6 separate regions of the Homo sapiens genome follow, and regions 1, 3, 4, 5 and 6 are each linked to region 2. A link is a contact called in ENCODE Hi-C or POLR2A ChIA-PET data. All regions are on one chromosome and are shown on one strand. Each heading gives the region's core, a stretch centred on a gene start or an enhancer-like site at or near the end of the contact. The rest is flanking DNA. Distances are from core to core; before and after follow the strand shown.

Region 1 (3,451 bases), core at 449-2,948, 1.2 Mb after region 2:
TTAAATAATAATAGAAAATAGAATCGTAGAGGCAACCATCCAGAAGTTTCCAAACATCCAAGTGTTTGACATTATGGAAATATATAGATACAGACTTTCTGGGCTTTACATGGGCTTGTTATCTATCCTTATTTTTATTTATTTGTTTATTTATAGGTATTTACATGGAGAGGGTGGGATAGGTGCATCATGAACCAACTTAATTCATTCAACACTCATTTATGAAGCATCTATTGTGTGTAGGATACTGTGAATGTCACACAAACGAAACACAGGAGCCCTCTGGCTTTATTTGCAATCCTATCCCAGAGACTATAAAGCTTGGAAGAAGCATCATTCAAAGCCATATTGACATCCATCCACATCACTCAGCTTCTGGAAAAGTGGGTCAAAAATATTCAATGAGTTACCCAATTCTCGAAGAGAACAAGAGTGAGATAGAATTCGTTGGTAATTCAATAGATTTCGTTAACTCAATTTCCAGTTTACCAACAGCCAAACCAAAGGCTTCTAAAAGGAGTAAGTCAGCTCTCTGACCTACTCTGATCATTTCTGTGTCTTTTGGAGGAAAAAACAACCAGCCCAACTGCTCTTAGTAAGGAAAACTGCAACCCGCCAGTCAGATGCAGATTTCACCTCTGAACCGAGTGTTTGGTTTCACCTACACACTTCCTGCCGGGTGCTTTGCTCATTCAACGTTCAACAGCTGTATCTTTCCCAATTCGATTCATCTCACTTTCTTTTTGGTCATCAGTGGCAAAACAGTATAAAATACCTTTATTACTATCTGACGCTCAGCGTTATACCCAAGATTTATCTTTTTAAAAGCCAAGAGACCATTGCATTTATCAAAAGGAGAGTAGTGGGTGCCACTGGGGGCTCATATTGCCAGTGGATATTGTGAATTACATTAAGAAGATCTGAGAACAAATGTCTTCTGATATCACCTTCTCATATTTGATTACCACTATTTCATGAGTGCCTTTTATTTTCCTTCTAAACATTTGTGGCATTGTTTTTTTTTTTAAGCAACAGCCAACCTAATATATATTATTTGTGCCACGTGTGGTATTATTGCTAAGACACTCTATGCGGGTTCTGGTGCAATTTTAGTCTTATATTTCTGAGTTGTTAGAGCCATTTAAGTAGCTTGCCTATGGGGGAATCCTTAAAACAGCTCTGAATACCTTAGAGAGGTACATTTTAAGTAAGGCTGCATCATCATTTTGGCTATGAGAGTTCCTGGGATGTGGGGGAAAGGATGTTAAATCAGAACCCTCACATTATTTAAATGTTTTCATGAAGGATATAATCAAGTGTGCCTCTTGATTCTATTTGAAGATGTGCCAAGCGGCAGGGGCCCTCTTGACAAAAGCGGCCAGGAAGTGACTTTTTACTCCCCAGCGACAGCATTTTCAAATTGCTCTTTTCTGCTCAATAAAGGCTAAAAAGGAAGTGAAACCTTTTGTCATATTCTGCACCACTGATTTTTTCCAGACGAGCAGAAATGCCTGCCTGTATATCCTTCTAAGGACTGGCTAAGAAAGGGTGGAAAATAACAGGCAAGAAATGTATCTGTTTGAGTGTCTGTTCTTTGGTTTGGCTATGAAGTAAAACCCAAAAACGACATTGAATTTGGCATTGGAAACTGCAGTGCCATTGTTGCTTTGGGACTGGCTTAACAAGCCCACAATATTCTAGAAGCATGTGCCCGTCCCAGGAGCCGACTCAGCCATTTCTCAAACATGAAGAGGACTGGGCCGTGCAGTCCTGTTTCCTCTTCCTGATCTTTGTAGTAGTTACAAGCTGAACAGAAACATGCAAATAAAAATCGAGAACCCTAAAGAGTAAGAAAATCATTTCCAGAAAGACTGATAATAAATTTCAAGCCATCAGCTCAAATATCACTGATTTAAGTGCATTTGTTCCAGCTCTTTTATAGAATGTGAGGTTAAATACACAAACTTGATATTAGAGTTGTCCCTGTACTAATTCCCGCATGCGATTCTTTTAAAAAGAAAAATAAAATAGAATGATTTTTAAAAATCTCATCTAGAATGAGAAAACATAAAGTGCTTTTGGCTTTCCTTTCCCTGATTTTGAAGGGCTTTTTTTTCCGCTTTTCCTTTACTTCCCTACCTTAAAGATGTTTAAATTTAAGCCAGGTGTGAGCTCTGAGAGAGATCGAAGCTGCATTTTATTTACCTTTGTAGCTCAGACAACCAGAAATGGTAGCGTTAGTATTTGTGGAATGAGTCTTCACCTGACTTATCCTGAAGGGATGCATCTTCTACTTAGGATAATGTTAGATTTGAATTTTACAAGATCCTGAGTCAGTAGTCTGTCATCCAGGCTGCAGTGCAGTGGCACAATCATGGCTCACTGCAGCCTGGACCTCCCAGGCTCAAGTGATCCTCCTACCTCAGCCTCCCAAGTAGCTGGGACTATACGTGTGCACCACCATGCTCGGCTAATTTTTACATTTTTTGTAGAGAACAGGTCTCACTACGTTGCTCAGACTGATCTGGAACCCCTGGCTTCAAGTGACCCTCTCACCTCAGCCTCCCAAAGCGCTGGGATTACAGGTATGAGCCACTGCACCCCACCATTATCATTATTTTAGAGTGTACTCCTACATATAGATATAAAGTTAAGTGTAAAACAGCCTCACGCAGGTCCTTCAGGAGGTATCCAGAAGAAGGCATTGTTATCATAGGAGATGACAGCTCCATGCCTGTTACTTCCCCTGAGGACCTTCCAGTGGGACAAGCTGTGGAGGTGGAAGACAGTGAGATTGACAATCCTGAGCCTGTGTAGGCCTAGGCTAATGTCTGTGTTTGTGTAAAAACACACACAAAAATAAAATAAAAAGTTTGAAAATAGAAAAAAGTTTACAGAATAAGGATATAAAGAAAGAAAACATTTCTGTACAGCTGTACAATGTATATTTTAAGCTGTTATTACAAAAGAGTCAAAAAGCTAAAAAAATTCGAAGGTGTATAAAGTAAAAACGTTACAGTAAGCTAAGGTTAATTTATTATTGAAGAAAGAAAAATATTTTAAACATAAATTTAATGTAGCCTAAGTGTACAGTGTTTATAAAGTCTACTGTAGTATACAGTCATGCCCTGTGCCTTCACATTCACTCACCACTCACTGACTCACCCAGAGCAACTTCCAGTTTTGCAAGCTCCATTTGTGGTAAGTGCCCTATACAGGTGAACCATTTTTTATCTTTTATACCATATATTTACTATACTTTTTCTATGTTTAGATATACAAATACTCACCATTGTATTACAGTTGCCTACAGTATTCAGTACAGGAACATGCTATACAGGTTTGTAGACTAGGAGCAATAGGTTATACCATCTAGACTAGGTGTGCAGGAGGCTACACCAACTAGGTGTGTGTAAGTACCTCTATGATCGAACAATGATGAAATCACCAA
Region 2 (3,931 bases), core at 1,432-3,931:
TTAATGGTTATCTTAATCCCGACAAAAACAAGACCATTCTATAATCATGCCCGAATACAGACGAAACTACTGTCCAAACCTCAAAAACTGGAAAATGAGGAAAACACCTAAGTTGCAATTCAAGAGTGCCTTCCTCTCTGGAGCTTTTTCAGATACTCTCCCTCCTCCTAGAGAGAAGTAAGCTCTTCTGTCTCCTCTATTCCACACCAGCTTTATCAGGGTATGCACATAAAGCTTGAACTTGATTGCTTGCTGCTCCGCCCTCCTGAAATGTGCCCTCTGGGAGGACAGGGGTAATGTATGTATTCTACTTTGTGTGTCTAGCAACCAGCACACAGGAGGTCCAATAAATATTTGCTGAATGAATGAATGAATGAATGGGGGACACGGAGAAACAGATAAGAAATGCCTAATGTCAAGAGCAAATATTTACCCAGCCCTTATATGTCAGGCACTACACAAAGCCATGTACACTGAATTGACTCATTGACTCCTAAAAAACCCTATGAAGTAGGAGCCACTATTTCCTTCATTTTAAACATGAACAAAGTGCATTACAAAGAGACTAACCAGTTGTCCATGGTCACAAGCTAGAAAGTGACAAGCATGGGACTGGGTCCTGGAGAGTGGTTTGCAGAGCTGGCCATGTTCTTAACCTTTACACCCGAGAGGAAAAATGATGTCCTGCATTAAGGGTGGAGCCCTCTCTAGTGGATCCTAATCTGGAGGAGGACTGTAAGGGGTGCTGCCATTGGCAGGCTTTTTAACTTTTAGGTTCCTGAAGGCTTTTGCATTCTTGGACTTTTTAGAGGGACGGGGAAAGAGGAATTCCTCAATGACATAAGAAGGGGTGGAAATGCGGAGAAACAAAGGAAAGCATCTAAAATCCTATCCCTGAAAGGGTAGAGCCTGCAGCAGAACTCTCTCCAATCATGGGCAGGAAAAATAAAAAGGTGAATACTTCAGTTACGGTTTACACAGGACGTGCAATTACATGTGCTTCCAAGCCGCCCCTGCCATTTGTGGGGAACACCACCATCTACTGTTCTCATCTCTGATACACCACAACCTGGAGAGGAATCATGGTTCCAGTTCTAGTTTCTGCACCGTATTACCCCAAAGGCCATTTGACCATCTTCCCCCAACCTTTAACTCCTCTGTATAGCCTTATTCTGGCGGATGCAGCTATTACTCACCCAATTCCTTGGGCCAGAAAACCTGGAAGTCTCTCAAGATTCCTCCTTCCCTCTCCTTCACATCCAATTGGCCACTGAGTTTTGTGGGTTCTATTTCCTAAATCAATCTGTTCATTCATTCCATATTATGTGCCACGAATACGCCGTGATGAATTGGATAAGACCCCTACCCCCAGCTTCAAAGAGCTTACTGTCTTAATGAGGTCATTTTGCAAATGAACAACCCATTCTATAGCACAGTGGTACATGCAAGAAAGGGGTTAAGCAGAGTCCTGGGAGGGAACACCTCAGGGCTTTATGATTCATCTTGGGAAGCCTGAGGGCTTTTCTGTTGGCATGCCCACGCTGAAATGTGAAGGATGTATACCAGGAACCTGGTGAAGGAAGCGTGCAGAGGGGAAGCAAATGCAACTTTCTGGAGGCTAGAACAGAGAAGGGGAAGTTCACCAGGTCCGCAGAGATTAGCCTGGAAGCTGGTCTCCAGCCCGGTCCTAATCCAGTAATTACACTGCCCAACGGCTTTCCAAAACTCAAAAGAAAAAGCCCAGCACTGTCCTTCCTGTCCCTGGAAGTTTGTCCTTCAAGTCTCCCATCACTTGTCATTCGCTCATCAAGTATTTACTTAACATCCACTCTGTGCAGGTACCATATTGATAGCGGCCTCAAGGGTGCTTCTATTTAGGGAATTTTTAGTCTATTGGAGCAGATAGACCGTGGGGGGCATTCCGGGGATGCTGGGGGCTGTCAGGCCACGCTAGAAGCTGACACTGAAGACGTCAGCTACTCTTTAAGGACCCATCTGCCTCGCTGCCCACTGCTCAACCCGTCACTGGGGGCTCCAGGCCTGCCACCGGCTTGTCCTCTGAAGGGATAAGCAAGTGTTCTATTCACAGCCCGGAGTGCCCTTCTGCCCTCGCCCGAGGCCACTGCCCGCCTGGGGCCAGCTCCAGCGCTGCGTTCTCCAAGCGTGGCCACACTCATCGGCGCGCTGCTCTGCCAAGGGGGCTGACGCGGCGCGCACGGCCAGGGAGCTCTTGGGGGCAGACGCCGTCCAGCCTCCCGGCCGCCGGGTGCCTACTCCAGACCGGCTCTCTCTCTCCCTAGGCGCCTCCCACGCCCGGGCCGGAGAGCGGGCGCTCGGGGCGACGGACGACCCTGCGCGCACGTGGGCGCAGCCTGGAGGCCGCGGGGACCCTCTCCCATGGGGGCGACGGGAGACGTCCTGCCGGTAGACCTTGGCCAGGGGGTCGCGCTCCCCGCCCGCACCCCTCCCGGAGCCCCGGCGGGGACGTGCGGGGACGCGCCCGGGCGGGAGCGCGCGCGCCAGGCGCCTCCGAGGTCCCGGCAGCGGCTCGGGGCGGGCGGAGGAGGGGCCGAGGGCGGGGCGGCCGCAGCCTCCGCCATTCCCGGCCCCCCCCGGCCACGGCGCACCGCCTCCCCGCCCCCGCCCGCCCTCCCCCACCGCGCGCGCTCCGCCCGCCCCGGAGCCTCGCCCTCCGCCACGATGAGCAAATGAGCGCGAGCGAGGGCATGAAATTTAAATTCCACTCAGGGGAGAAAGTGCTGTGCTTCGAGCCTGACCCCACCAAGGCGCGAGTGCTGTACGATGCCAAGGTGCCGCCGCGGAGGGACAGGGAGGAGGCGCGGGCTGGGGGACCCGGGACCGGGGGCGGGGGCGGGGGCGGACGGCCGCGCGGAGCTGAGGGACCGGCCGGGCTCCTCGGCCTGCGAGGAGCGGTGCGGCCGGCAGGGGGCGCTCACAGGGCGCTACGCCCGGGAGTCGGGGCGGGGTCTGGGATGCTTCCACTTCCTTCCGTCAGGCCGGGCGGCGCACGCGCGGTTGGGAGCCTCGCCCATGCTTTGTCGCGTTACCGGGGCTACCGTTTGCGCCCCCGACTGCAACGGTGGCCGCTGAGGGAGGAGGCTTCTCGAATACGGTTTCTGTCTTCGCGTTAAATGTCTCCTTCTGTGCGGCCTGGTGCCGGGTGGGCTCCTGTGGGACGCCCTGGCCGTCCGATCCAGGTTCTAATTCATAGTTACACGGCGCTGGCCGCTGACTTGCGACGTTGTGTCCCTGGGACCCTAGTCCAGTTTAGGCCCCATCCCGCCTGTAGGCCGTGAACCCCATCCCGAGGGCAAGGTTGGCCCAGTGTTTTCGTACCCCAGGGCCTTGCAGCATTTACGTTTTCAAACTCTGAAGGATTTACGTGGGTCTGACCATAGTTGATGGGAATCGCGCCCCGGGCCGGTCCACCTAAGTCTCCGGGAGCTGAGCCACATCTTGCAGCTCCTCAGATTTGGGTGGCGGGCAGGAGTTGGCACCAGGTCTCCCAGATCCCCAAGGAAAGCACCCAGGTGCTTTCATTTCAGAGACCTGGGTTCCTAGGGCCACCTGGGCGAAGCCTTAGGCGGCAGGGACAGGGGCAGTCCCAGGTGTGTCTTTGGCGATGTCTGGACAGCTCTGTCCATTAGAGATGCTAAAGGACATCCCTAAAGGGATGAGCATATTCTGCCTTCAGTTCCCTCCCCTGCTGCTCCTGTCTTTTAACCGCGTCTGCTATCCCTCTTTCTCCTCGCCCTCCAGCCTCCTCGGGGCGGAGGGGGGGGGGCACGCCCCATCATTAGTTTTAGTTGTTCCCTCTAGGGACACAACAGGGAGGGATTCCAGAGTCTCCAGCTAGCCATCCTGGCACTGGACATAGGGGAGCCCAGGAGACTACAACTCCCAGAGCTCT
Region 3 (3,730 bases), core at 835-3,334, 1.9 Mb after region 2:
TTGATTTTCTACACAATGAATTGCAATTTAACTTAGTACATAAATACACTGAAAGCTTAACCTAAGGAAGAGTATAATAAACAGCCAAGTCTCAGCCAAACACAAGCAGACAAGCTTCAGCCAATCACAAGCTGCCAACTTCTCAGATCATATCCAAATGATCTGATCATTGATTGCAACCAATCAGCCTATTTCTGTATTTTACTTCCATTCTCTGTCTATAAATACTCACGGCCCACAAAGCTCTCTGAACCTATTCTGATTCTGAGTGCTGTCCGATTCATGAATCATTCTTTGCTCACATAAACTCTGCCAAATTTAAATTACGTCAATTTTTTTTTATTTTAACAGGCAAAAGTAAAGATTATCAAGCATTCTTTTCCAACCAAACTTTAGTCAGTCTCCTGACTAGGCCTATCTGTGCACTTCCTTGTAAAATCCAGTTTTAGCAAAAAGCCTTGATAAATCAGTTTAGCCAAAAGCAACCACCCTCAATATCTGATCACCCTTAATATCTGATTTGGTTCCTCATCCTCCACCAACCTCCAGGTGACATCTGATCACCCTGGCCCGTCTTCAGCAAGAATCTTGTCAGGTTGGTTTAGACAGAATCCCCCTTACCCCTGATGTTTCCTCTTAATAATTTTCCATCCACTGACCCCCCTACCTTGCTCCTTGGCTATAAATTCTCACTTTTCCATGCTACAATTGAAGTTGAGCCCAATCTCTCTTCCCCACTGCAAGACCCTGTTGCAGTGGTACCTATGTCTATCTCAATGGTCCTGAATAAAGTCTTCCTTACCATGCTTTAACAAGTGACAAGTGTCATTAAATAATTTTTTTTTTTTGAGACCAAGTCTTGCTCTGTCGCTAGGCTGGAGTGCAATGGCTCGATCTCAGCTCACTGCAACCTCCGCCTCCCGGGTTCAAGCGATTCTCCTGCCTCAGCCTCCCAAGTAGCTGGGATTACAAGCACGTGCCACCACGCCTGGCTAATTTTTTGTATTTTTAGTAGAGACGGGGTTTCACCGTGTTAGCCAGGATGGTCTCGATCTCCTGACCTCATGATCCGCCTGCCTCGACCTCCCAAAGTGCTGGGATTACAGGCATGAGCCACCACGCCCAGCCAAATAATTTTTTCTTTAAAAAGGTATTATATAATCCTTAAACATTTTAGCCCTATAATAGACAGCAAGAAAAAAGTAACCCCTGACAGCTCTGAGCTGCCCCGGCAGTCACAGCTGGGCCTTGGTGCTGCGTGGAACATAAATACTTCACAGAACACCATCAGACGTGGCCACTCTTTGACCAGATGGATCAAGACAAAAACAAGACTCCTTCGTAATCACGTGGGAATGCTGAAAAAACGTAAACATTGTCCAAACCACAAAAATGACCAAACATCCCCTATCCCAGTTAATGAGTCACTGGTCTTGTCTCCCCTCCTTTTAGGTAAGATTTATTATGATACTTAATCATACAATCGCCCTCCTTCCTGCCAGCACCCAGTCCAGAGTATTGGATTGGATACTCTGTTTCCCTGAACCTTTCCCCAAATTACCTTGGGGTAAGGCATCAGCAAAGGAGGCTGTCACATTCGTTCAACCATCACTGTGCTTTTACTGGCCCTTTGCAGGCAAAGAATGAGAATATGCACAGATGAGAAGTCCAGGATGCACAAGACCACTCAATTAACATTTACTACTTTCATATCAACTGATGCATGCTAGGATGCTAAAAACACTTTTTGAATTAATTACTGCGTTAAATAGATTCACATTTATGTCTACAGTTATGTGAACATCTAGCTGAGCACTGTCTTGACTGTCCTGAGTAGAAGCAGAAAAGATAAGTTGTAAAGTACATCAACAAACTTTGCTGCTAAAAAACGAAAGTGCAGTTTCTTTCTCTCGGGCCCGGGGCGGGGCCATGGCTCCTCCTCTAGGAAGCCGCGCGAGCGCAGTCCCACGGCAGCCATTTCCCTAGCGCGCATGCACTGGGTCCCAGGACCACGTGCGCCGGCCTGTGGGCTTGGATTGGCTGAGCCTTGACGTTGTCCCAGTCCCGGTGATCGGAAGTTCTCCGTGGGCACTGGGCGGCTGAAGGCTCCGGAACTGCGCCTGCGCTTTTCGGTGAGTCATGCTTCAGGTTTGCCAGGGCCTGTGTCCCGCAAAAAGGCGAGCCCTTATTCCCAGCGGAAGCCCACCCCGGCTCGCGGCAGCTTTCCGGTGCGCCCTGGGCGGCGTAGATCCGAAGGTGCTCGCACCCCCGCCCCTTCCTCTCCGACTGTCGAGGTCGCCAGAGTGGGCTGAACCCTCGGGACTGTCGCTGTTTGTGTGCTGGGTGCCGGGCCGTCATCCCAAGATGATTAGCGGCAGGCTTTGCATGTTGCTCGACCCCACCCACCGGAACTCGAACCCGGGCTAGACCGGGCAGTTGGGCTGGTCCCTTCCTCTCGCTGCACCTTTACTAGGGGTCACCATTAAGGGAAATGGTCCTAGTGCAGTGCTGAGTGGCTGTTCAGTAACCGCTACACCGCTGCCAACATTTGGCATCGTTTCTCTCCATAGAGGGCGGGGCTCCCTGTGAAGCTGGGGAGCTGTTAAGTGGGTTAGGGCTAGAAAGTTACAGTTTCTCTTTAGGCTTTAAAGAGATCTAAAGATCTGAACAGATCTAGGTTATTTTTGACTTGTTACAAACTTCTGGAAACATTGTTTCCAGACCTTTCCTCTCGTTCTTCTCAGGGTTTAGGCCATTTTTGTGCAGATGTGTGCACCTTGCTTACTATAATATTAGCTAATCTTTATAAGTTTTTATATGGATCCAATACCATATTTCGTGCCTACTTTTCCTGGCACTGTATACACTTTTTGGTATAGGTATGCACCTAAGCAAGCATTATCCATATTAGCATCAGTTCTAGAACCGTGGCGTCCCAATAATGATAGCCATTAGTTACATAAGGCTTGATCACTTGAAATGTGGCTAGTCCGAATTGAGATGTGCTGTAAGTGTAAGACACAGTGAATTTTCGAGAATTAGCATGAAAAAGAATGTAAAATATCTCAATTTGTTTATATTAATCACATGTTGAAATGACTATTCTGGATACACTGGGTTAAATAAAATGTATAATTAATTTCACCAATTTTTATTTTTTAACATGACTACTGGAAAATTTTAAATCATATTTGTGGTTTACATGTTATATATATGTTGCACAGCCCTGCTCTAGAAAAGGGTCAACAAACTATGGCCTGCAGCCAAATCCAGCCTGCCTGTTTTTGTAAACAAGTGTTACCAGAGCAAGATCATGCCTATCCATTTATGTTATTTTCTGTATCTGCTGTTGCTGCTACAATAGCAGCAGAGTTGAGTAGTCCATAGAGATTGTATGGCCTACAAAGCCTAGAATATATACCTTCTGATCTTTAACAGAAAAAGTGTGCTGACCCCCTGCTGTAGAACAATGCCTGGTTTGGTAGATATTTTTAAGCCTTTTAATTGTAGATTCACATCCTATTATTCACACTTACTGTGTGACAGCCATAGTTCAAAGCACTTTATCAAGACTTTCATTTAATTCTCATTAATCCTAGGATGTTGGATTTCTCCCATTTTGTAGATGAGGAAATTGAGGCACAGAATGGTCAAGAAACTTATCCAACTTGCTCAGCACCCCTCACTTCTGGGAACTGGACCTGCTTGACCTTCCTTATGCAAATGTTTT
Region 4 (3,409 bases), core at 41-2,540, 1.6 Mb before region 2:
AGACTTACCAGGCATGGCGGCCCTTCAGCCACACGGGGTCCCCGGGGATGGGGAAGGGCCGCACGAGCGAGGACCCCCACCAGCCAGCGCTCCCGTGGGTGGAAGTAAGTGCGGATGTGGCCTCCTGCGGGGCGAGGGTTACCTGCAGGGCGGAAACTGTGGGGTCCAGAGTGAGGATGGCTGGCTTTCCAGGTCCATGGTGAGCTTTACGTTTAGGAATATTGATGTGATCGGGAAGAGCACACACCTGCTCTTTCTGATCTGTGTTGGGGAAAGATCATTGAAATTGACAAAGTTGTCTTTCCTAGGTATTTGGCTTGTTTTCAAAAAATACTTAATTGTTGAAAACTAGGGTAAGAACTACACAGGCTTCCACATTCAGAGGCTGCTGGAGATGGATTAGGGCCTTCATGACCTTTGCAGCGTGCGTGCCGAGATGGAACCGTCAGTGTGTGCCCGCCTGAGACCATTATGCCAACAGGTGTCTGGTTGTAGCTAGTGGAAATCTTGACTTCTTTTGTTGCTTTGACATCTCTTTATCTTTTATAGTTTTCATAGTTTCCAAGAACATAGGTCTATCAAATGTGGAAGTGAAAATAATTGTGTAATTTCAAAAGACATGCCTGTAAGTATCGGTCATTTCTACTGATTTGGTTTCTCTGGTGATTCTTCAAATGGAAAAACACGGAGCTCCGTGGAGCCTCATCCATTCAGTTGGTGTTGGTTCAGCTCCTCCTCGGAGCTGGGGTCTTTCAGCTTGTAGCCTGCTTGGAAGACCAAACTGCTATTGAAGGGAATATTGACCCCATGTGCTTTTCTCAGCCACCCATGGCAACTTTATCTTCCTTTGGTTTTAAAGAGGATCAAGAACAAGGTCTCCCGTTCCTGAAGTTCAGCCCATTTAATTGACTTTTATTTGCACGGCAAAAATGTTTTAAATGTTCCATTTAGGCAAACACTAGATAATTTGTGCAGCATAGTGGATCTCAGCCAGGGGTGTTTTTGCGTCCTGCCCCTGGGGAACACTTGGCAATGTCTGGAAACATTTTTGGTTGTCACAACTAGGGGATGGGAGATGCTCCTGGCATGCACAGGGCAGCACCCCCTCCCCCTCGAGAATGGTCCAGCCCCAAATGTCAAGAGGGCTGAGGCTGAGAAACCCTAGTCACGTACTATGGAGTATTTATGCGGCAAGGGGTAGAAATAAAACTAGAGAGCAGAACCAGTGTGGTGTAGTGGAAACAGCTTCAAACTAGCAGCTGGGAGACCAGGCTTTTGTTCCCTGCCCTGTCCACTTCTAGCTGTGTGACCTTGAACACATACCTGGACTGAGTCTCACCTTTTCCACCCTTGAATGCAGTGATCTTTGTGACCCCTTCCATTTGCCACCATTCTGTTACCCAAGAGATAGATGGATTGGTAGATCAATAGATAGGTTGATCACTCTATAAAATAGTAGTCTGTTGGCACTTACGTGCGTAACCAGAGGCCATCATGTTCTGAGACTGCCCCAGGGCTTTTTGGCATCTCTATTTTGGTGTCTGCCCCTGTGTTTGCAAACACACTTTGGTATCCCCAGATACATTGTTTCTGAAGTCCATATATGCAGGTATCCTTCATTAGCTTTGTTCCTCTTTATAACCACAGGTTGATTGCTCCATGTTTATTCCGTTCAGTCAGAAAAGAAATATCCAATTAGGACTTCTTTCTTAGTCTCCCTCCTCTCTCCCACCACCTTCTCCTTAAGGGATTGAGATTCCAGAATGTCAGTCTAGTTAGGCATAAAATCTGCACAAGGCCCAAGGGCCACTTTGGGTCAGAGGAGAGACAGAGTGGGAGGGAGAAGCGCTGACTTAATTTCACATCCTGGTTTCTTTATTTTTTCCTTTGCTTTCCGTGGCAGATGCTATAATGGTTGAAACTTCTTGGACTGGGAAGTATTTGCTTACGTGTGTAGACACTGCCATCTCGTGGTGGAGCCATATGTCATTCGTGATTATTTCTTGTATTACACTGCCATCTTGTGGCGGATTCGTATATGACATTGGTGATGAATTCTTGTATGGCACTGCCATCTGGTGGCGGATTCTTATATGACACCGCCAATAAATTCCTGAGTGACACTGCCATCTGGTGGTAGATTCTTATATGACATCGGTGGTGGATTCTTGCGTGACACTGCCGCCTAGCGGTAGCTTTTTATGATACTGCCATCTGGTGATGGTTTTATATGTTACATATATTACATTGTTTCAAGGACACATATGTATTATGTTGTTCTAAGGACACGTTTATTTGTATCCTTAGAAACTTGAAATAGTTGACCCTGCTGGGTGTCCCCAGAGGGCCGGGTTGGGTAGCCAGCTTCAGGCATGGACACAGGGGGGGCTCCTCGCCTCCCCTGCCCCATCATGTATCAGCTGTGCTGGGAACACTGCAGTCTAAGTTTGGCCCCCAGCAAGTCTTAGTAAGACAAAATTTTTGTAAGATAAAAATCAAAGTTGTCCAAACTTGCAAACCAGCCTCTGAATGATTTTTTCCTTGTGTTTTCAATCAATCGGAGGAAACAGAAGGCAGGTCAGAGGAGTGGGGCAATACACTGTGATTTTTCATACTATTTACGTTTTTGTTACAGTTTTGTCTTCCCTGGATTTTAAAAGTCAAATGTGTTATGATTATGAAATACTTAGCTATTTTCATCTACCCATTAGTATTTGCTAATCAAAACCTGTAAAAATCTTGACTTTGCTCATATTGATGTTTTTATGATATTGATATTCTGTTTAATGTTGTTGGCTTAAATTCTGCAGTGTTTTCACTTTGTGCTTTTTTTTTTTTTTATCTCCTCATGCGGCTCGACAGAAGTGCTCACTGTAAGTGGCCTTGGGAGTCCCCTTGCTCAGCGTTGTTGCTCAGGCCCCAGGCATACGTTTGTGCTGTGGATGGATGTGTTCAGGATGGCTGGGGTGTGGCCAACGACGGTTATCTTATAGCTGTGCTTCAACACAAGTTGGCAATTGGCCTTATTGTTATCTCATTGTTAATATTCAAGCTGTTTAAGAACTTTCCTAGAAGCTTTCACTGTTCATTCCCTGTATGTGTTTGTTTCTGGAATGTAATGGCGTTCGTTGCTGTCATATGCCACCTGGCAGCTCTGCTATGCTGTGGTTTTGACTGTATTTTCTTCCTTTTTACCAAGCACTGTTCACATCCTTGGCTCTTAGTGTCTGTCTGTCTTGAATGATGAAAAGGGAGTAAAGAGATTTTCACATGAACATGGGGAAGATTTGACCCTTGTCTCCCTGGCACTGCTCCTGAGGGTCCACCTCTGTGCCTTGAAGCCCCAGGGCAGGTGTCCGGGGTGTGGAGCGTGGAGTCTGTGCTTTTTCTCAGCCGGGGCAGTTGCCGA
Region 5 (3,379 bases), core at 523-3,022, 1.2 Mb after region 2:
ACAAAGAAGGTTCACACAGTGGGCCACTTTCCGGGGTGTTGGTGATCTGAATCTTGATGGGGAGGGTGGTTACATGCGCGTACATGGTTGTCTAGCACTCATCGAGGTACATTCAAGATGAATTTTATGTCAATTAAACCTCAGTCAGGTTGATAGTAAAGAGTCTGAAACATCGTGTTAGCACTTAGTGGGCTCTTGGGAATTCTTGCAGAATGAGAACGTGAGGGGTATGGAGGGTGGGAGTACTGGCACTTTCTGCATCCCCAGGAGCTGGCTCCACATTGCTCCTGGCTCTGCATCCTGCTTTTGGGTGGCCACGGGGAGAAGACAGGGCTGAAGCCAGCCTCCACAGCGGAGGGTCCTCTAGCAAGGCCCAGCAGGGCCTCAGGGAGTTCAGAGGGAGGCTTGCTTTTGCTTGCTTGTCTCAACACAGGCCCACCTTGACTAAACACAGGCTTCTTGCTGGGCGGGCCAGCTCTGAGCCTTGCAGGCCACTTTATCACGTTGGTGGCTCCCATCTGTTCTTAGAGTCCACATTTCCACTGGGTTGAGCTCTCAGCCACCTCTGCCTAGGCTGCTCTCTTCTGAAACTTTCTTCTTCCTCTGCCTCCCCTACTTCCCCTCACCCCTTCCTCACCCCTCCCATTCTCTCTCCCCTAGGGCAGAGGACCCAGCTGGAGCAGGGCTGACAGGAGCCCCTGAGAGGAGAACTTAGAGGCCTGAGACCCGTTGAGGGTGTGTGTGTGTGTGTGTGTGTGTGTGTGTGTCTATGTTTGGGAGAATTTGGATAAAGAGACAGGCTGGTAGCGGTGGCTCCCACCTGTAATCCCAGCACTTTGGGAAGCCGAGGTGGGCTGATCACTTGAGGTCAGGAGTTCAAAATCAACCATGCCAAATGGTGAAACCCCGTCTCTACTAAAAATACAAAAATTAGCTGGGCGTGGTGGCACGCACCTGTAATCCCAGCTACTTGGGAGGCTGAGGCACGAGAATCACTTGAACCCGGGAGGCAGTAGCTGCAGCGAGCCGAGATCATGCCACTGTACTCCAGCCTGGGCAACAGAGCGAGACTCCGTCTCAAAAATAAAAAATAAAAAATAAAAAAAAAACAGAGACAGCCAAAGTAGCAATGTGCCTGTGAGAGGGCCTAAGTTTTCCCCCTCAGGGTAGTCTTGTCAGATGAAATACAGGATGCCCAGTTAAATTGGAATTTCACAGAAATAAAATAATTTCTATGGTCTCAAATATTGCATGGGACATATTCATACTAAAAAGCTATTTGTTATTTACCTGAAATTCCCATTTAAATTTGAGGGCGTCTTCCATTTTTATTGGCTAAATCTGGCCACCCTCCCTCAGGGTGTGACGGCAGGAAGCGGGAGAGAACACAGATGTCCCCTGTTATCTCCCTGGGCCCTGCGTGGCCCTCTCAGGGAACCACAAGCCAGGGCCAAGCCCATCCAATCCTCCTGCACCAGGAGCAGCAGAAGCCATGCCGCTAATGGCAGTCACCTCGGTGGAAGTAGAGCGGGCCTGTGGCGGCGTGAGGCTTTTCTGCTCTGCTTCTGTGGAAGTGATTATCCAATAACTAGTAGGAATCGGGCAGTTGGCAGACGCCTCCCATGCTATAAAGCCACACAAGGCAGGCAAGTGTGGGCACAGATGAGAGGCTGAGAGCGGAGGTAGGATGTCACCCCTGCCCTCGCCAGCCTCATCTGTTTTCCCAGGCGTCCCCCAACCACTACCCACGTGGATTCTCCCTCGAAGAGCCCCCTTTCAGGGCCCCATTGGCACTTCACTCTTGAGGGAGGCCTAGGAGAAGCTAGTGGAAAGTTACTTCCACATAAACGGTCAGACAGACGGATGATGAAACCACAGGAAACCACAGCTCCTCCCCTGCCGGGGCACCAGGCCAGAAGCCGACCTGCTAGGCTTGGGGACCCCTTCTGGTCTTGCTAGGGGCTCAGAGACCCTGGGGAAGTCCCTTACTGTGTGTCTCATGTCTTCACTTATGGATGGGATGCCAGCTGCCCTCTCATGCCCTCACAGGGCTGTTGGGAGGCAAGGGTGAGCTAGCAGATGCAAAATAATGGCAAAATTAAGAAACCAAGTACCTGTACAAATGTACACCTTTATAGTGGTTCAATTTGGCCACACGTGCTTCTACTTAGAGAAACACCATACATGAATATTCAGGCACATATACATATCACTATATGATCCTACGAGCAACTTCCCTACCTCACTGAAAATATGATTCACTTCACCAAAATGTAATGCTATGGTCACATTCTACAAGGAAAACATCCAAAGCACAGCCACTGTAAGTGAGGATAGTTCTCAACTGGGCCTATGGTGGGCTGGCTGACTACACTTGCAGTCTAGAACGGGGCCTACTGCAGACTGGTCTGCAGTTAGTTTGATCTAGGGTTATGACAGCAGTTGACTTGAAAATAACTTTCCTCCTGCCCCTTTAAGAACACGGGTTCCTTCCCTTGCAGATAAGCAGGAAGTCCCCCTCCCTCTGTCTTGGTGCTTGGTGGTGTGTTTCACTTCCTTTCAAAGGTGTTTTCTTACTAAAGAAACCCTAAGCCCAGGGTCACATTCTGTTTCTTTCACAGGCATACTCAACTGCGTGTTGTTGATTCTGTGACAAGTTTCTTGAGCAAGAAAATACACAGAAAAAATGTTAAATGTATAAAATATGAAAGTAAAACATCAATAATGTTTTAAATATTTAAAATATAAAAGTAATGCATGCTTCTGGTAAAAATGTAAATGGTAGAGGTTTCTCTATTTCCTTTCCCCAGAGGTAAGCTCTTAAAATTCCCTTCCGGAAATGGTCTCTCTACACCTCACTTTTTTATTGCACAGAAGGGATCAGACACTATTTATGAGGCTCTTTATTTTCCACTTAAGAGTATTCTGGCTGGGCGCGGTGGCTCACACCTGTAATCCTAGCACTTTGGGAGGCCGAGGTGGGTGGATCACGAAGTCAGGAGTTGGAGACCAGCCTGGCCAACATGGTGAAACCCCATTTCTACTAAAAATACAAAAAGTAGCTGGTGTGGTGGTGGGTGCCTCTAATCCCAGCTACTCGGGAGGCTGAGGCAGGAGAATTGTTTGAACCCAGGAGGCAGAGGTTGCAGTGAGCCAAGATCGCGCCACTGCACTCCAGCCTGGGTGACAGAGCGAGACTCTGTCTCGGGGGAAAAAAAAAAAGAGTATTCTTTGGACATCCTTCCACAGCATATCATGAATAAATCTGCCTCAATCTTTTTTTAACAGCTGCATAGTTTTCCATTGTTTGGGTACTCTATCATGTATTTAATTAATCTCCCAATTAATATACACTTAGGTTGATTGTAGCTTTTACTCT
Region 6 (3,639 bases), core at 1,060-3,559, 1.3 Mb after region 2:
CCACGATGCATTTAATGCATCTGTTTTTTTTTTTTTTTTTTAATTGAGACAGAGTCTTGCTCTGTCACCCAGGCTGGAGTGCAGTGGCGCAATCTCGGCTCACCACAATCTCCGTCTCCTGGGTTCAAACAATTCTCTGCCTCAGCCTCCCAGGTAGCTGGGATTACAGGTGCCCACCACCGGCTAATTTTTTTTTTTTTTTTTAAGTTGAGACGGGGTTTCACCATCTTGGCCAGACTTGTCTTGAACTCCTGACCTTGTGATCCACCCGCCTCAGCCTCCCAAAGTGCTGGGATTATAGGCATCAGCCACCGCACCTGGCCCACATCTATATTTTCAAGCAAAAATGATTTCCCCTTTCAGTTGGAGAATTTTCATTCTTAATAGTTACTGCCTATCTTTCTCAAAAATTCCTGTGTCAATTTTGGAAAACATTAATTTTTTGGATAATGGGGACAGCCTTACATTTAACAGTTGCTTGGCCTTTAATCACCAATGGAAGGGGGAGAAATTATAGAATTTTAAAAAATGGTTGTGTTGGAAGAAGATCTTTTAAGCAGTCAAAGCAGGTGGTAGCATGTGGCAAAGGGGTGGCACTGATGGGAGAAGCATTTATTTATTTACTTATTTTTGCCATTTTACAATGAATTTACTAATTTGGGTTAGTAGGTGACTCATAAAATAGCCCTGTATGTGTTGTATAAAATAGAAGTGAGATAATGTCCCTTTTCTACTTAAAAGCCTGCAATGATGATAGTAGCCCTATTCACAATAGCTAAAAGTGGAAACAACCCAAATGACCTTTAAATGGTGAATGAATAAACAAATTATGGCATATGCATACAACAGAATATTGCTCAGCCATAAAAAGAAATAAGGTACAAATGCATCTCCAAAATATGATGCTAAGTGAAACTAGTCAGTCGCAAAAGTCACATATTATATGATTCCATTTATATGAAGTGTCCAGAAGAGGGAAATCCATAGAGACAGAAAGCAAACTGTGGTTGGCAGGGGCCACGGGGAGGGGATGATGGGGAATGACTGCCAATGGGTATGGGAATATCCCTTTGAGGTGATGAAAATGTTCTAGAACTAAATAGAGGTGTCGGTTGCACAACGCTATGAATACACTAAAAATGCCACTGAATTGTTCACTTTAAAATGGTTAATTTTATGATGTGTGAATTTCACCTCAGTAAAAAATAATAATTAAGTAAGATCTGCAATGGTTCCCTATTTCTCCAAGAGTAGAAGCCAAATCCTTACAGAGGCCTCCTATAGGAGATGGCCCTGTTACCTTCTGGCCTCGTCCTCTCCTCTTCCCACGACTGTCTCACTGAGCACCATGGCCTCCATCAGTTCCTCCTAATGCTAGGCATGCTCCCACTCCCAAACCCCCTTTGCACTGGCTGTCCTGTCTGCCTGGAAGACACTTCTCTCCAGTGCCCACATGACTCTTTTAGTCTTTGCTTACATGTCAGTGTCCAAGGAGGCCTGTCCTCACCACTCTTATTTCCAATCACACCCGTCCCCAAGTATCATTCCCTTTATTCTGCTCTGCTTGACTTATTTCCTTCTAACAAACTATGTCTTTTTACTTATTTATTCTGTTTATTCTCTTTCTCCTTCTCCTTCCTCTAACCATTGGAATGTAGCTCCACCACCAAAAAAAGAATTTTAATATGTTTCTGTATTCTAGGCTTAATTTGTATTGATTTTTTAAAAATGTCTACAAAATCAAATAACAAAGAATTACACATTCAAACAGATTCAATTAAGTGGATTCTGAAAGAAATATCTGTAGAAAATGAAGTCTCAAATCTCATAGTAAAGCATCTTCATAGCTTTTTATTCTCTGCTAATGTTTATATTTCATGGAGGCATAAAATCATTCAGGCTGAAGTTAAAACATCTTTCTTTTATCACAAGTAGCTTGAGTTTTGAACCCGGAGGAGGCACTCTGGGTTGAAAGTTATTCATTATAGAAAATGGTTGAACTATAAAATGTCTTCTACTGGGAGAAGGTCGGCTTATTTGGGTTGCTACAGCTTTATTGAGGGTGGGGCAGGGAAGAATATAAAAATTTCTTTCTGCTGTTGCATTTGTTTATCAAATTTGTGCAAGGCCTTGTTGATCATGGGAAGCATAAAGAACACAGATACTATATTCACGTTTAAAGTAAGACAACGGAATCTATCACAAGGGTAGTGAAAGTCTAAAAAAAAAAGGGGGAACAGAGAGAAAAGAAAGGGCAAGTATTTAGAAATAGATAGCAGCCTGAAATATTTTTGTACACGCACAGGAAGTTGCTTTCAGAAAGCCAGGCCACAAGACTCTTGCACACAAACCTTGCACAAGGAGCTCTAGGATTAGAAAATAGCATCATGAGCTGAAAGTGATTACATTTTGCAGATGGGTGTCTCTATTAATTTGGATCTATACTGTGGCTAGAGATCCTGCTGTCTGACGCAAAAGCAAAGGATGTAAAAGCCAAAAAAAAAAAAAAAAATGCTGTAACCCTTCTCTTAATATTGGCATTAAAGCTGAAAATATGCCTCTGTTTATCCAAAGCATAAGGAAGTTGTATATCATAGTAGCAGAATGTATCAGGTATCTAAGATTGAGTGCAGAATTCCGATAAGAGAGCTCTTGAGCACAGAGTTTCAGCTTTGGGCAAGGAAGAATTTCCCTGTGTCATTTTGTTTAGGGAAATGTTTCCCGAATAATACACATTTCATTTTTCTGGCATGGACTTGGACTCATGTGGATTCCATTTGAGGAAAGAAAAGCTCAAGAAGCAGAGGGGTGGTGGGATTTTTTTGTGACTGCTGCAATTTCAGAGAATGCAAAACTAGTGTGACCCACTAATGGTGACTGTTGTGCTGTAGAATGTTCTGTTCATAGCCACAGGGGAAACCACTGCGATTCTGAGGCAGAACTGGCTAGTTCAGGAGCCAGCAAAGACACTAGAGTTAAAACCCACGTGCCTACCTTTGTCTTGTAACAAATAGCAAAATTTTGCCTGATGTTGGAAGAAATATTCCTTTTCTTAATCTGGTGTAAAGCAAGTACATGTGAATGTTTCCCTTGATTAACTTAAGCTCCCTCAAATGACAGGTGCATTTGTGTTTTTGCGAAGAGTTGGAAGGTGGATTGGTGGTGAGGTGAGACAGGCATCATCATCGTTTAGGATTTTTCACGTGTCCTTGGGGCATAAACCAAGCTAAAGATATCCAAAAAAGCCAATTCCTCTTAGAGCTCTCACAGTGTAGCGTGAAACCTGCCTAGGAGACTCCAGTGGTTCTGAATCGGAAGGCAAATTGGCAGGGGGTACATTTTTGGTTATCAGGATTGGAGGCGGGAAAGGGGCAGTGAAAAGGCTGCTCTTGTCATGGAGTGGGTAGATGCCAGGGCGGCTGCTAACCATGCCACCATGCACAGGACAACTCCCCTAATACAGAATTGTCCAACCAAAAGTGTCACTAGTGCCGAGGCTGAGAAATCCTCATCCTAACACATGCCCTAAACAATAAATCCATTTTAAACATTCCCCAGTTGGTGAAATTAACCAGAACGATAGTCTGATAAAACAAAAAACAAGTAACCCAGTAAGTAATATTTCCTCCTTCCTCTTTC

The links. A loop is a pair of places that touch in the nucleus more often than their neighbours do. ChIA-PET counts read pairs that join two places held with the same protein, here RNA polymerase II (POLR2A). Pooled maps may share reads with other maps.
Region 1: a pooled map shows a loop between it and region 2 (3-fold over the local background). The contact joins the enhancer-like site here to the promoter of MSL3 in region 2. A Hi-C loop is called at or near these places in 1 of 37 single-sample maps with no recorded cell type and 2 of 50 pooled maps. POLR2A ChIA-PET finds 5 or more read pairs at or near these places in 1 of 52 experiments (GM12878).
Region 3: a loop to region 2 is called in a map of CD4-positive, alpha-beta T cell, with 14 times the contacts of the local background. The contact joins the promoter of TCEANC here to the promoter of MSL3 in region 2. A Hi-C loop is called at or near these places in 5 of 168 maps with a recorded cell type or tissue (CD4-positive, alpha-beta T cell, CD4-positive, alpha-beta memory T cell, CD8-positive, alpha-beta T cell and 1 more) and 10 of 50 pooled maps.
Region 4: a loop to region 2 is called in a map of CD8-positive, alpha-beta T cell, with 4 times the contacts of the local background. The contact joins the enhancer-like site here to the promoter of MSL3 in region 2. A Hi-C loop is called at or near these places in 2 of 168 maps with a recorded cell type or tissue (CD8-positive, alpha-beta T cell and naive thymus-derived CD4-positive, alpha-beta T cell), 2 of 37 single-sample maps with no recorded cell type and 7 of 50 pooled maps.
Region 5: a loop to region 2 is called in a map of CD4-positive, alpha-beta memory T cell, with 11 times the contacts of the local background. The contact joins the enhancer-like site here to the promoter of MSL3 in region 2. A Hi-C loop is called at or near these places in 1 of 168 maps with a recorded cell type or tissue (CD4-positive, alpha-beta memory T cell), 1 of 37 single-sample maps with no recorded cell type and 12 of 50 pooled maps. POLR2A ChIA-PET finds 5 or more read pairs at or near these places in 1 of 52 experiments (activated naive CD4-positive, alpha-beta T cell).
Region 6: a map of GM12878 shows a loop between it and region 2 (3-fold over the local background). The contact joins the enhancer-like site here to the promoter of MSL3 in region 2. A Hi-C loop is called at or near these places in 3 of 168 maps with a recorded cell type or tissue (CD8-positive, alpha-beta T cell, GM12878 and naive thymus-derived CD4-positive, alpha-beta T cell), 5 of 37 single-sample maps with no recorded cell type and 14 of 50 pooled maps.

The regions. Positions count from the first base shown.
Region 1 is chrX:12,998,998-13,002,448 of GRCh38, forward strand. No RefSeq gene overlaps it. Among named protein-coding and RNA genes, the nearest start is that of TMSB4X, 26 kb to the left of the region's middle. Within about 2 kb of position 1,699, at least 19 of the 41 ENCODE cell types and tissues checked have a DNase peak (open chromatin) inside an H3K27ac peak, as active enhancers do; they include GM12878, where a contact is called at or near this core.
Region 2 is chrX:11,755,556-11,759,486 of GRCh38, forward strand. It overlaps MSL3 (MSL complex subunit 3), which reads left to right and starts at 2,682. Exons shown (of 13, transcript NM_078629.4): 1 at 2,682-2,810. The coding sequence starts at 2,709. MSL3-DT (MSL3 divergent transcript) reads right to left here and starts at 2,528. Exons shown (of 2, transcript XR_007068393.1): 1 at 1,197-2,528. RefSeq lists silencers at 2,222-2,421, 2,442-2,591, 2,602-2,981 and an enhancer at 2,835-3,129.
Region 3 is chrX:13,651,057-13,654,786 of GRCh38, forward strand. It overlaps TCEANC (transcription elongation factor A N-terminal and central domain containing), which reads left to right and starts at 2,085. Exons shown (of 5, transcript NM_001297563.2): 1 at 2,085-2,132. LOC107985657 (a long non-coding RNA gene) reads right to left here and starts at 2,383. Exons shown (of 1, transcript NR_171573.1): 1 at 1,441-2,383. RefSeq lists enhancers at 1,768-1,957, 2,218-2,307 and a silencer at 1,886-2,197.
Region 4 is chrX:10,117,586-10,120,994 of GRCh38, forward strand. WWC3 (WWC family member 3) reads left to right here. Exons shown (of 24, transcript NM_015691.5): 12 at 1-104. Among named protein-coding and RNA genes, the nearest start is that of CLCN4, 38 kb to the right of the region's middle. RefSeq lists an enhancer at 1,844-2,138. Within about 2 kb of position 1,291, at least 2 of the 41 ENCODE cell types and tissues checked have a DNase peak (open chromatin) inside an H3K27ac peak, as active enhancers do.
Region 5 is chrX:12,954,544-12,957,922 of GRCh38, forward strand. No RefSeq gene overlaps it. Among named protein-coding and RNA genes, the nearest start is that of TLR8-AS1, 13 kb to the left of the region's middle. RefSeq lists cis regulatory regions at 1,223-2,086, 2,255-2,721 and enhancers at 1,381-1,460, 2,151-2,380. Within about 2 kb of position 1,773, at least 35 of the 41 ENCODE cell types and tissues checked have a DNase peak (open chromatin) inside an H3K27ac peak, as active enhancers do.
Region 6 is chrX:13,079,567-13,083,205 of GRCh38, forward strand. All of the region lies in intron 2 of LOC105373133 (a long non-coding RNA gene), which reads left to right. Among named protein-coding and RNA genes, the nearest start is that of FAM9C, 37 kb to the left of the region's middle. RefSeq lists an enhancer at 2,209-2,378. Within about 2 kb of position 2,310, at least 7 of the 41 ENCODE cell types and tissues checked have a DNase peak (open chromatin) inside an H3K27ac peak, as active enhancers do; they include CD8-positive, alpha-beta T cell and GM12878, where a contact is called at or near this core.